2 separate regions of the Mus musculus genome follow, and region 2 is linked to region 1. Evidence: chromatin contacts called from ENCODE Hi-C data. All regions are on one chromosome and are shown on one strand. Each heading gives the region's core, a stretch centred on a gene start or an enhancer-like site at or near the end of the contact. The rest is flanking DNA. Distances are from core to core; before and after follow the strand shown. Region 1 holds the start of Katnb1 (katanin p80 (WD40-containing) subunit B 1). Region 2 overlaps St3gal2 (ST3 beta-galactoside alpha-2,3-sialyltransferase 2).

Region 1 (6,617 bases), core at 2,060-4,559:
CACAACTCACTAGGTTTCCATGGTAACCCTTTCTCACCTGCTGATGTGTGAAAGCTCTGTGATTTCCTGTAAGTCTTTCCAACATATAAAGCTTCCTGTTTCGGGCCTTTGCACTCGCTGCTCATGCACCCTCTACCCTCATCAGTAATTAACTGACCACACACACACACACACACACACACACACACACACACGCAAGCACATGCAAGCACGCACACTCAGAATTAGAGCAGGACTGGAAACAGACAGCTGTGGCTCTCTCCGGGCTGAGCTCCCACTATGCAGTGACCTTGGATACTTTGGCCCTCACTTGCTCCCTCGCATCAGCTTCTACCTTCAGGTAGGGTAAGCCATTAAAGATGCATAATGCCAATTGACATAAAGCTACTCTGCCAAAAGTTGCCATGAACAGGGTCCTCCCAGAACCTTACAGCTTTGGGGGACAACTTAAAAATGATCTCAATCTCTCAATGAGGAGACTGAGTCACCAAAACAGCTTTGCCCAAAGTCTCCTCATCTGCTCCTGAAAACAGCCCGGGGACAGCACACCAAACCTACGACAACCAGCTACGGCTGGAGAGAAAGCCACAGAGGTGAGATGAAGGTCCTCCAGGCCTGATCTAGGGATCCTCCAGAGCCTTTTAGAGGATCCGAAAGAACGGAGCTACTGTCTGAAATGCTAGGATGGTATTGCCTTGGGTGCTCTCACTCGCTCCAGAGGAGCCGTTGAGAAGACACACGTGTGATGACATCGTCACTCCTGTCAGGTTTGAGTGCACATCTGTCTCAGTACTGTTTTCTAACAGAATATATGGGTAAGTGTGACTTTCATAAATGAAAGCCTTTTGGAGTCGTCAATAATGTTTAGGAATGTGAAAGAGCCAGGTGCCAGGCAGTGGTGATGCACACCTTTAATCCCAGCACTCGGGAGGCAGAGGCAGGCAGATTTCTGAGTTCGAGGCCAGCCTGGTCCACAGAGTGAGTTCCAGGACAGCCAGGGCTACACAGAGAAACCCTGTCTCGAAAAAAAAAGAAAAGAAAAAGAAAAACAAACAAACAAATAAACAAAAAAACAAAATGAAAGAGCCAGGCATTGTGGCACAGTCCTTTAATCCCAGCACACAGGAGGCAGAAGAACATGTCCCAAGCCAGCAAAGGCTACAGGGATGCCCTATCTCAACAAAGGAAAAGAATCTAAGAGAGTTTAGGCTAAAGAATTCTGAACTATTTTTGCTTGATTTCACTTCAGAGCCCTGCCAGCATCTTTGGGCAACCTCCCCTCCATCCACATCCCAAGATCCTTGCATCTGATGGAGGAAAAGGGACCTGGGACATGTCTGGGGTTCTTGGACCGCCTTTCAGCCTTCCTCGCAACACTCCGCTCTTCAGCTTGACCAGACAGATCTCACCTGAATCTCAGAGCAAGTACCAAGCACAGCTGTGCTTATCTTGCTGTATGGAAGGGTTGCTTAATCACCTGCCCAATGTGATTGACATCTTTGTCTACCTGAAAACAAGGACTGTGAGTCTCTCTTGTGCCAGGGAGAGGAGACAGAGCTGAAGGCTAAGACTACTCAGCTTACAAAACAACAGGGTGATAAATGAAAAGTACTCACGCAACTTCCAGGCTGTCTTGGTGACCACAGGGGTGGCCATGCTTCAGGGGGTGGCGCCTGAGACCCCACCCACAAAACAGATTGTGCTTTCTCTGTGGGGTGGGGGTGGATCCCCCCCAGATCCGACAATCAAGTTGGCAGGGAGTTCCCACACATCCAGGCAGAGAGTCCGCCTCTCCTGGCCCAGGACTGCCTGGTGGTTTAGATCATCCGCTATCAAGCAGCAGCCTGGACACATAGGTCGGGATCCCAGATCATGGAATGTCAGGCTTGGACCATCTCAGCTCAACACTGGGCTAGAATGCAAGCAGAGGCGATGGTGGGTTAGGAACTGCTTGAGACGAGTTACAAGTCCCTGGGTCATCAAGGCCACTTGATACAGACTAGCCAGAGCCTCCAGGGCCTGGAGCTGCAGTGCACACTGGGTCTGAAAACCTGTGACTTAAGAGCCCAAAGATAAAAGACCTTCCCTAGGTAGCTGGGCCTGGTGGCTCACGCCTTTAACCCCAGCACTCAGGAGGCCAGCTAGAAGTAGGCAGATCTCTGTCAGTTCCTATCTCAAAGAAAAGAAGGAAGGAAGGAAGGAAGGACAGACTGACATAGGTAGGTGGAGAGGGGATGGAGAGACTGACTTCTCAGGGGCCTACAGTAATGCTCCTGGATGCTGGGTGTCCTAACTTGCCAACCCAGCACCTGCTATGGGGCAGAGAGGATCACATAACTGCAGTCCACTTGGATTTGCACCCCATGTATTGGATGGGGCACTGGAGTCTGAGGTTATGTTTTGGTGCCCATGAGAGGCATCCAAAAGGCAGAGAGACAGAGAGATACACGGAGACGAACAGAGAGACTGAGAGATAGGCAGACGTTCAGAGAGAGAGAGAGAGAGAGAGAGAGAGAGAGAGAGAGAGAGAGAGAACAGTAAAGGCCTTGGGAGGGGGTGATGTTGAGAGGATTCTGAGGGTCCAATCTTCTTGCTTCCTCCATCACCAACTCCCTGGTAAGGGAACCACGCCCACTCCCTGCAACTCTCAAGGGCATAGCTAGGAATTGAGTCTCCAGTCTAGGTGTGAGTCGGAATGACTCCTCAATTCTAAAAGGCCACAGCGTGGATGGAGCCTTCCACCGCCGCCACGGCCCTTCGCCTCTTGCCCAGGAGCTCTCTCGCTGGATTCTCTTTCTCCTGTTGCCTATGCTCCCGTTCTGGCACATCTTGAGCTTCCTTAGTTGGCCATGCTTCGCCAGACCCTCTTTACTTCTCTTGCCCCGCTGCTATCAGAATCCCCCATTCATTCGCTCTCCTGTTTCTGGAGCCCCGACTCAATACGATCCTCCGCACACCCTCAGCTCTGCTTCCGGCCCACCAGCTTTCCCTCTCCGGCCTCCACACACCCGTCCTGCTCGTTCATCCCAAACCTGCCACCGGTCCCTCAGCTTCGCTTGACCCTCCTCCCGTCTGCCTTGAGGGGCACTGGCTCCAGCCTGTCCTGGCCGAGAGCCTCCTGCCGGCGACCGGACTGTCCCCTCCAGGCTCGGCGAAGACTAGAGCCATTTTCCCTTTGCCTCCAAGACCCCGAGAGCCACTCTACCTGCAGCTGTAGCTCTGGAGGCCAAGGCTTCCCTCCAGGCGCGACCCCCACTTGCCTCCATCCTTTGCCCTGATTGGTCGCTGCTTGACAACCGACCCTCACAACAAAACCTCCGGCCTAGAGTCCCTCCCACTTCACTTCTTACACCAATCAGTCGCCACGGACGCCCCGCCTTCCTCTAGAATTGACCAATGGAAGCAAGCGCTTCCGCCGATTTACGTAACTACCCGCCTCCTTTCCCCGACTCAGACTAATCACGAGAAAGAAGCGCTTACGGACCGCCCTTAGGTCCCAGAAGAACCAATACAGGCTTCTGCGTTCTTAGTCCCGCCCCCAGTCAGGCTTGGTTTTTTCCGCCCTTTTCCTGCATTTCCTGGAACCCGGTTGTGTTTAAAAAATCCGCGAGCTGCACCCGATGGCGGCTGCGCCAATCACTTCAGCAACAGCTCTGGATTGACCAATAAACGTTAGTGTTATTGGAGAACCAGCTCTGAGATAGCCAATGGAAAGGGGACTTCTAGAGTGGTATGAAGTTGCAGATCTTCCATATTGAAACAGGGCTGCCAGGACCCCGCCCTCAGACTGTGAGTGTCGCCCGCGTAGTGGGAGGACTTGGCTCTTACTTGGATCCACACGTCTCCTGGAGTTCGCTGACCTCGAGGGAAACAGAGCTTAGTTACAGTGGGGTCGATGTCGAGCCCAGGAGTTCGTCCCTAAGATCACAGTAGCACAGTGGGATGAGTTAGGCTTGTGTCTGCTCGCCTGCGTGCGGAAGTAAAACTACGGAACCGGAGAAAGGCTAATATCTGTGACAGGACAGACAGGTTGGGATGGGGACAGGCTACATAACCCACCATGAGTTCGGGTCCCCCCCTTACTGAGAAACTCGGTCCCAGCCCTTTGCAGAAATAACCTCCAACTCTGGTCTATCCTACACTCACTCCCCTCTGGTCGGGGCTGCTGCATCTGGCGTTCTCCTCTACACAGTCCGGAACGGGAGGAATTTCCCATTTCTAGACGAGGAAACAGATGCTGTGGTGAAAAAGACCAGACATTTGGAAGATCGGACCCAGGACTTAAACTTTTGTTCTTAAAGGCAAGGCACACAAAGTCCCTATTAAATGCAAAACCTTTACGGGAACAAAAGTCACCCACCAGCCTAATGGGAAGTCGGCCCTGCGTAGAAATGGGTAATTATTAAGAGACCTGGATTTGGAGAATAACATTTGATCAAAACTTTGTACTTTGCTGTTCCCGCAACTTTTTATTTAAAAAAAAAAGTCAAATTCTTCATTTTGACACATTTTGCCTTATCTGCTTTGTTTATACAATTATATGTACATTACAGATCCTAAGACATTTCAGTCATGGCAACACTGAGCCTGAAGATCGTTAAGGGCCCTTAGTCACATAACCAATGTCACCACCCCTGAAATAACTTCATTCTCTAACATGCAGACTATATTAAAATGACTGTCACCATCCCCAATACACATAACTTATAAGCAGGAACAAGACTGGGGATGTAGCTCAGTGATAAGAGAGTCTTGACTGGTATGTAGGAGGCACTAGGTTCAATCCCCAGCACTGGAAATACAAACTACCTAGGACCAAGAGAAATGGCAAGGCTCAGTGGCTAAGAGTGATTGCAGTGCAAGAATGAAGACCTGAGTTCAAATCCTCACGACCCATGTAAAAATCTGGGCATGGTGCATGTGTGCTTATAAGGAGCAGTGTTATAGGGAGCAGAAACAAGAGGATTACTAAGATTGTTGGTTGTCATCCTAACTACGGGTTCAGTGAGAGACCCTGACTCGAGGGAATAAGGTGAAGAATGTCAGAGGACAATGCATAGTGATACAATGGGACATGTGTACACACACACCACACATGTGGGGGGCGGGGCACAGTATCTTTATAGGAACCAGACAAGATTCTGCACTCTTGGCATACTTGACTCTTCTAAGATCATCCTATTTCTGTCTCTTGGATCTCCCACTACCCTTCCTCTCTCTCTTCTCTCCTCCCTCTGTATCAGGGTCTCACTTTGTAGATCAGGCTGGCCTTGGACTGACAGAGATGAAGAGCTGGCATTAAAGGCATGGGCTACCACATGAGCATGCACCCCTGGCTTTAACCATGGGTTTGGAACTATGCATTAAAGCTTACTGGGCTCATCTTTGAGTGAAAACAATGACTGCCCCGCAACCGGAATTCAGCAGCAGCCAGTAATTCAACAAGAAGAGAGCCCCAGGAGTCCCTCCCTGATACATGATTGCCTAACCACTGGCCCAGGTAGTACAGGCAACCACAGCCGCTGTGAGACCTGTCTTGAGTGTGTCATGCCCTGGAGAAGATTACAGGCAAGGTCTTCTTTTCTTCTTCTTCTTCTCCTTCTTCTTCTTCTTTCCTTCTTTTCTTCTTCTTTTCTTTTCTTTTCTTTTCTTTTCTCTTCTTCTTCTTCTTCTTCTTCTTCTTCTTCTTCTTCTTCTTCTTCTTCTTCTTCTTCTTCTTCTCTCCTCCTCCTTCCCCTCCTCTTCCTCTTCCTCCTCCTCCTTCTTGTTTTAATTATTTATGTGTATATGAATACACTGTTGCTGTCTTCAGACACACCCGAAGAGGGCATCTTATTACAGATGGTTGTGAGCCACCATGTGGTTGCTGGGAATTGAACTCAGGACCTCTGGATGAGCAGTCAGTGCCATCTCTCCAGTCCCTTTTATTTTTTGTTTATTTTTTTTTTTAAACAGAGCTTCATGTGACCCATGTAGTTGAAACAGATTCCTTATGTAGATGAGACAGATCTTAAACTCTGATCCTCCTGCTTAGATTACAGGCATGGGCTACTATACCCAGTTTTCTCTGCTTTTTAAGTCTTACTTCAGGAAACATGGATAGCCCCATTTCACAGGTGGTAAATGAAAGAGGAACTTGGATTCTGTCTCTTGTCCTCTAATATCAAGCCGCCTGGTCCTGGGGTGTGTTCCTTAGCTAAGCCGCTCTCACTTTAGGAGCTGCTCCACCATCAACACATTGAGCTCTCAGCAGATCTTGGCAGGTGACCATGGAACCATCTGGAGAGCCAACACTTGATAATCCAGAAGAGAAGATGACAGAAAAAGATTTAGGGTGGTGTAGATTGGAGCTTGTAAACACTGAAGTATAAATGGCAAACAGGAAATGCATTTATTTGAGGGAGGCTATGAGGGATAGGGAGGTAGTGTGGCAGCGAGGCTAGTATAGGATCATAGTGGTTGGGGAGAAGGGAGAGACTCCATTCTCTGGCAGGGTCTGCCGTAGTTCCAGGAGGGGCCATCAAACAAAGACTTTTACGAAGTCTATTAAGCGTGGGTCTTTGTAGAGCTTTTCCTCCAGCGCCAGGTACTTCAGTGGAGCCAGCTCTTTGTGCCTG
Region 2 (6,617 bases), core at 1,757-4,256, about 16 Mb before region 1:
GAACTGAACTCTGGCCCTCTGTGAGAAAAGTCCACTCTGAATGGTAAGGTTCCCCACAAGCATCTCTTTCAAGCATGCTGATGACAGCAGGATTGCCTTCTTGCCTTTATTTATCTAGGGTGGGGGCGGGGTCTTCCCATGTATCCTGGCAGGCTTTGGACTCAGTATCTTCCTGTTCAGTCTCCAAGAGCTAACATTAACATTCACACCGCGATCTGCTGCTCTTCTTGGGAACATTAAAAAGTAAGACTGGGGCTCGGTAGATGACCAAAGGACTTGAGAAGACCCAAACAGGCCTTTCTGCAAGAGCATCCATATGGCTGCCAGTAAGTATTCTCACTGACCAGGTAAAAGGCTGGAATCGTGTGTCATGGAAGAATGGAAGTATGGAGGCTCCTCCTGGCTGTGAGGTGTTTTTATTTTGAGAGGGGGAGGGAGTTCAAAACAGGGTTTCTCTGCATAGCCCTAGCTGTCCTGAAACTCACTCTGCAGACAAGCTGGCTTCGAACTCACAGAGAGCCACCTGCTCTGTCTTCTGAGTACTGGGACTAAAGGCGTGCGACACCTGCCCTGGCTGGCTGTGAGTTCTTATCTTGTTCAGGTCTTCTCTGAAAGATCCCATTTGTCCTGCCCTTGTCTGCTGTGAACTGGACCAAGGGAGGGTGGGAACAGGAAAGCGGTGTTAACTGGTGCTTGCCAGCTCGCCCCAGGGTGTCAGTGTGCGTCCACCCGCGTGTTGACTAGACTTCTATCAATCTTGTTAGAGATGGTTTGATATTCCTTCCCAAGAGACAGGTATTGGCAGGGATTCCCGGTTCCCTGATATGAATAGTCTGTCCAGTGCATCCCATCAAGACGGCACTGTAAATCTATACTCTAAACACAGCAGCCATACGAAAGGATAAAACTCTAAAAACAGTAACCCAACCCCACCCCACCCCCAAACCCTCACAACCACAATCGCTAAGCATTGCATGGGTAAGAACTGACCAGAAACACAGAGGACAAAACAGGGCTGAAGTTCACAGGTCTGCTGGGCTGAGCCTAGAAACAGACTCTTGGACAACTATACAAACTCAGGGCCTGGAAAAGCAAGCTGAAGATAAGTTGCCACTTGGCGGGAGTGGTGGCACATGCCTTCAATCCCAGCACTTGAGGCAGAGGTAGGCGGATCTCTGAGTTCTAGGCCAGTCTGGTCTACAGAGTGAGTTCCAGCCAGGGAAACCCTGTCTCGGAAAACAAAAACAAAAACAAAGCGGGAGAGAGAAGGGGGGGAGGGGAGGGGAGGGGAGGGGAGGGGAGGGGAGAGGAGGGGAGGGAAGGAGGAATCTATCAAGGAAGGAACAGATTGCCAATGCCAACAGTTAAAAATTGACACACTGGGCTGATTAGATGGCACTGTGGGTAAAGGTGTTTGCTGCCAAGTCTGACAACCAGAACCTACACGGTTGAAGGAGAGAATCAACTCCCAAAAGGTGGCCTCTGATCGCTACACAGCCACTGTGACATGCCCGACCTCTCCCTCCAATAAATAAATAAATATGAAAAACCATTCTTTTCCACTGGCACTTAGTGTGCCATCCATTAGGGCAGTGTCACAGTCCCACCTGTGGGGGAGACTGAAGTGAGGGAACTGCTTGTTCCCAGGCATTTGAGGCTGTCTTGGGCAATTCAGGGAGAAAGGATGTGGGACAGAGGGAGACTTAGATAGTGATCACATAACTATAGTTGTGGCCGGGGTTGTGGCTTGTGGCAAAAGACTTTAGTGTATCTGATGTCCTGGTTCAATCCTGAGCCTGGGTACCCATAGGCTTGAATTAGCTGACGATGAGAAACATGGAAACATAAATTAGGGTCATGATGTATCAAAATGTATCGAAATGTATCAAAATGTACCCTGTATCTTCCCTGCAGAAAAAAAAAAGTCAGGGGAGAAAAGGAAACTTTCTTTTCATATGCTCTATGCCTGGTAGCTCACAATCAACTGTAACTTCAGCTTCCAGGGATGTGACATTCTCTTCCGACTATGTACCCGGGAGCGCGCACACACATGCACACACCCCGCCCAGGCACACCTACAATTTTTAAAGTAAAGTAAGTCTGTTTGTTTGTTTGTTTGTTTGTTTGTTTCAGACAGGGTTTTTCTCTGTGTAACAGAGCCCTGGCTGTCCTGGATTCACTTTGTGGACCTCGAATTCACTGAGATCTGCCTGTCTCTGCCTCCGCCTCCTGAGTGCTGGAATTAAATGTGTGTGTTACCATGCCCAGCTAAGTCTTTTTTAAAAGGGGAGAAACACTTGTGTCCCTTACTTTGGTGATCAAATTATTGGAATAAGACACTCCGAGGGGTTGGAGTTATCCCCCCATTCCCCAGGAAGCTCCTACAGAGAGAAAGACTGGGAAGGCTTCAAGCCTGGCACTAGCCAGAGTAGGAACCTGTCTCCCAGAAAGAGATGTCCGCCATGCTGATAGCTGGTCAGGCTACCTGGTAGAGAGACCACTCAGTGCCGGCAGGGTTAACTTGACTGGGTTCCACAGCTGTGCATCCTAACTTTGGCCCTCTACTCACATTTAAACAACGGGAACCAAGACAAACTTGGGGGGAGGGAGTGGTCACTGGATCTCTTTGTCTTTTTCCCAGTGTGGCCATACTGAATGAATCTCCTCTTCCTGCTTTTAACTGGCTAAAAAGGGTGCCATACTGAGCCTGGCTCATTAGGGCTGCCAGGTACTGGTGCTAGTGCCGACAACACCCAGCTCCGGAGACACCGCCTTTGCTCAGGTAACTTCCCTTTGTTACTGCTGACCACACTTGACTTCCAAGTAACTATAAACACAGTCTCTCGCCTCTCCGGACCTCTCTCTTTCCTTCTGCTTTTTACTGAGTCTCTCCTTGCGTTCTGAAGGGTCTGGCCTCTGCTTCTTCTTTCTGTGCACCCTGTCTTTTCCAGGCCAAGAGCCTGCATTCCTGTGGCATGCCTACACAACACTTCAGTCTTTAGCCATCACCTCTTGCATGAGGCCAAGGTCACACTCGTGATCATAAACAGCATCCAGAGATCTCAAAACCAGGCTTGTGTCCAATCATACCTCACCCTCTTGGGATATGAACTCATTTGAATCACAAGTGATATCTAGCCCACATTTATTGAGTCTAAACTAGAACTACAAGAGAGAGAGAGAGAGAGAGAAAGCTAGTTACACCTCTCTCACTTAAAATATAAAATCTATGGCCTGAACTATAGTCAGTCTCAGGCCAGTCTGAGCTACAGTGAGACTCCATCTCAAAATTAAATATATTAACTTAAAGGCATAGTAACTGTATTACTTAATCCACCATCTCTTCCTACTGTGTGACCCAGTATAGTCGTAGACAGATCAGGCATTAAGGCGGCTAGAGAGAGAGGTAACTGTTAAGAGCACTGGTTGCTCTTCTAGAGTACTTAGGTTCGGTTCACAACCCTCCGTAACTCCAGTTCCAGGGATCTAGTGGTCCCAGCACAGCACACATGTGATACAGACACACAGGCAAAATACCCATACAGATTAAAAAAAAATATTAGAATAGGCATCAATAAATGTTTACCCAACTATCTATCATCTCTGTATAAAAAACCTTACACTACAAGAATCAGAAAAACACTGACTACAAAAAGTTTTGAAACCTTATTTGGAGGTAGGGCTTTGTCACCAAGGACGCTCCTGAATTGCTCAGCCTCCTGCTTCTCCTTCCCAAGTGCTGGGACTACAAGGAGGGCTAAGACACTTGTGGATTTATATATGCCAAACGAGTCCTCTATCAACCTAAGGACACCCCAATTACACCCCATTTTTAGTTGCTGAAACAAAGTCTCATGGTGGCCTAGAACTTACTATGTAGTTGAGGTTAACCCTGAAATCCTAGGATCACAGGCATGTGCTGGCAGGTCCATCTGAAATATTCTTGTAAGTAGGAAGATACGAATGGATAATTACACTCTGCCTCGCACTCGTGTGTCCCCAGAATACAGAAGGAAGAGTTTTCTCTAATTGTTTTTAATCACTTGGTAGTAGGGAGATACACATGCTAACCATAGCATCTAGCTATCGGCAGCAGCTTTTCCCCCAACAATTAAGACTAAGTTGCCCAGGAATGCTTCAAACTCAGGTCCTTCTGCCTAAGTCTCTTGAGGAGCTGGCATTAAAAAGAGATGGCTCCTCTATCCACTTAAGCTCAAAGCCTTCCAACCTAGCAACATCTGAATCCACATTCTGACATTGCCACTGGTCCCCCACGTAACCATTTGACCTCTCTGATCTCGACCCTTGTCTATAAGGTGAGACTGTCATCCTTTCAAAGGATGTCCTGAAACTATCAGAAGCCCAAGGCTCCCAGTACACCAACTGCCATCCTGGGTGGAGCAAACTGAGGACCACAGTTCATCTAGCTTCAACTCAACGTGGAGAATTCCTAGCCTGTATCCCCACAGCCCTGGAGAGCATCCTGAGGCATAAGCCCTGCACATAACCCACTAGTTGACCCCACGCCAGGTCAATCAGCTCTCCAACCCTGAGAACAATCTCCCCCGGGGGAAGCAGTCTTGCTTCCCAGCCCCCAGCTCTGACCAATCACAGGCACTGTTACCCCTTGGTGATAGGTACGGGCTTCCAGGAACACAGAGATCTCAGAGGCAGATATGCCTTGGTGGACCCTTACTCCTACATAGAACAGAAGCCATATGCTCACTGTGGGGCAGATTGTCAGCTCTTAGCCCAGCTGCCACAGAGATCCTACATAGCTCCCCCGAGACCCATCTCACGCCTGTAGCTCTCTAGTCATTAAGTCAACAGTAGGATTCTAGGAAAGCCAGGAGGGTTTCCCGTGAGGTCATGAGGAGACATGAGGAGAACCAGAGGATGCATAGAAACTTTAAAGGGAGGAGAGAGGGAGAAATCACATAAGACAGGACACAATCAGAGTATGGCGGTAGACTGAAGGAGAGAAATCCAAGGCTCTCGGGAGGGTTTTTAGAAGAAGTAGAAATTAAGCTGAAGAAATGCTAGCGGAAGAAAAGCCAGACAGAAGCTTGCGTGGCCCAGACTTGAGGTTTTCATCTGCAACCTGAGCTTTCTCTTCATTTCTTTTCTTTTCTTCTTTTTTTTTTTTTTTTTTGGTTTTTCGAGACAGGGTTTCTCTGTGTAGCCCTGACTGTCCTGGAACTCACTCTATAGAAGACCAGGCTGGCCTTGAACTCAGAAATCCGCCTGCCTCTGCCTCCCGAGTGCTGGGATTAAAGGCGTGCGCCACCACACCCAGCCCACCTGAGCTTTCTGGACACCTTCAATGAGCAGTAACACCTGGCCACAGCTTCTTCAAGATGAAGAAACCAGGGCTGGGGAGATGGCTCAGCGGTTAAGAGCACTGACTGCTCTTCCAGAGGTCCTGAGTTCAAATCCCGGCAACCACATGGTGGCTCACAACCATCTGTAATGGGATCAAATGTCCCCTTCTGGTGTGACTGAAGACAGTTACAACGTACTCACATACATTAAATAAATAAACCTTAAAAAAAAAAAAGATAAAGAAACTAGGGCACTTTCTGGTTTTCATTTTTGACGGGGGTTGAAGCATTAGGGGCTACAGCTGTTGGTCACTTCAGGACTGACCGCAGCCCAGTGAAGAGCCACAGAAAAGCTCCAGTCCTCGTTCGCATGCTTTCCCACCTCCCAGGGACTGCTCTGACTCACAGGGGGAAAGCAGCGGAGCGTGAGATCATTCAAGAAGTATTTATTTGGTTCCACACCAAGGCTGGCAGCCAGCCTGCCCTAGCATGTCCTTCCCTGTTAAGCCGTATCACTCTTCCCTCCACCAAGCCTTGTGGCTCCTCTCGAACAGCAATGATATCAGCTTCCTTGGTCCAGGAGCAAAGCAACGAGTTTGCTCTGTTCTGAGAAGTCCTTAACTGTTATTAGCCAGGCTTCCTCCAGGAAGGGCAAGGAACAACCCGTCTTCAAGACTGGCACTCCAGTTCTCACTCTCTTTATGGAGCTGGTGATGTGTTTCCAGGCCTTATCCCAGACACATAAACACTTGTGGAACATTAACACTGAGCACAGAGCCAGGGCTTCATGCAGAAGCGACGGTTCTCCTTAAAGGGAAGGACCGTGCTTTATCTCCATTAGAGTAGCAACTCGTCAGGCCGATGTTCCCTAACCCCTCCCTTCCCAAATCCACAAAGATTCTCTCTGCTGGTTTTGGAAGATTAAAAGGTCAAAGAATGAGTTAGGTGTGGTGATATAAGCCCCAAATCCCAGTGCTCAGGAGCTAGAGGCAAGAGGACTGTTGGCCCGCACTGCTGATGCGATAAGGCTCTTTAGATAGAGACAGACACACAGAAAATGAAACCTGATCACATTCCAACACTCACTCTGGGAGAAGGGATCAAAGCAAGCAGGGCAGATGGTCTCTCCGCTGGTTACCTGGCTATGCCCATGCGCCCACTGGTCAGGAATCCGACGGTCACAGGCCTTACCACACCACAATTCTCAGCAAGGATGTACAACCGAGGAAGGAAGATCCAGCAGGTAGGGCCACAAGGCAGTTGTTCGTCTAAATTACCCAATCCAGCCATGATGAT

The links. Hi-C counts contacts between places; a loop is a spot of excess contacts on that map.
Region 2: a loop to region 1 is called in a map of T-helper 17 cell, with 6 times the contacts of the local background. The contact joins the enhancer-like site here to the promoter of Katnb1 in region 1. A Hi-C loop is called at or near these places in 2 of 37 maps with a recorded cell type or tissue (T-helper 17 cell and regulatory T cell).

The regions. Positions count from the first base shown.
Region 1 is chr8:95,077,893-95,084,509 of GRCm38, reverse strand. Katnb1 (katanin p80 (WD40-containing) subunit B 1) reads right to left here and starts at 3,309. Exons shown (of 20, transcript NM_028805.2): 1 at 3,206-3,309; 2 at 1,617-1,912. The coding sequence starts at 1,656. It overlaps Drc7 (dynein regulatory complex subunit 7), which reads right to left. Exons shown (of 18, transcript NM_001042715.3): 18 at 6,369-6,614. The coding sequence ends at 6,521.
Region 2 is chr8:110,940,891-110,947,507 of GRCm38, reverse strand. The region is part of intron 1 of St3gal2 (ST3 beta-galactoside alpha-2,3-sialyltransferase 2); the gene reads right to left. It overlaps Gm39251 (a long non-coding RNA gene), which reads left to right. Exons shown (of 4, transcript XR_001778654.2): 1 at 1-326; 2 at 1,997-2,094; 3 at 2,642-2,782; 4 at 5,168-5,208. Among named protein-coding and RNA genes, the nearest start is that of Gm39251, 4.8 kb to the left of the region's middle. Within about 2 kb of position 3,006, at least 1 of the 3 ENCODE cell types and tissues checked has a DNase peak (open chromatin) inside an H3K27ac peak, as active enhancers do.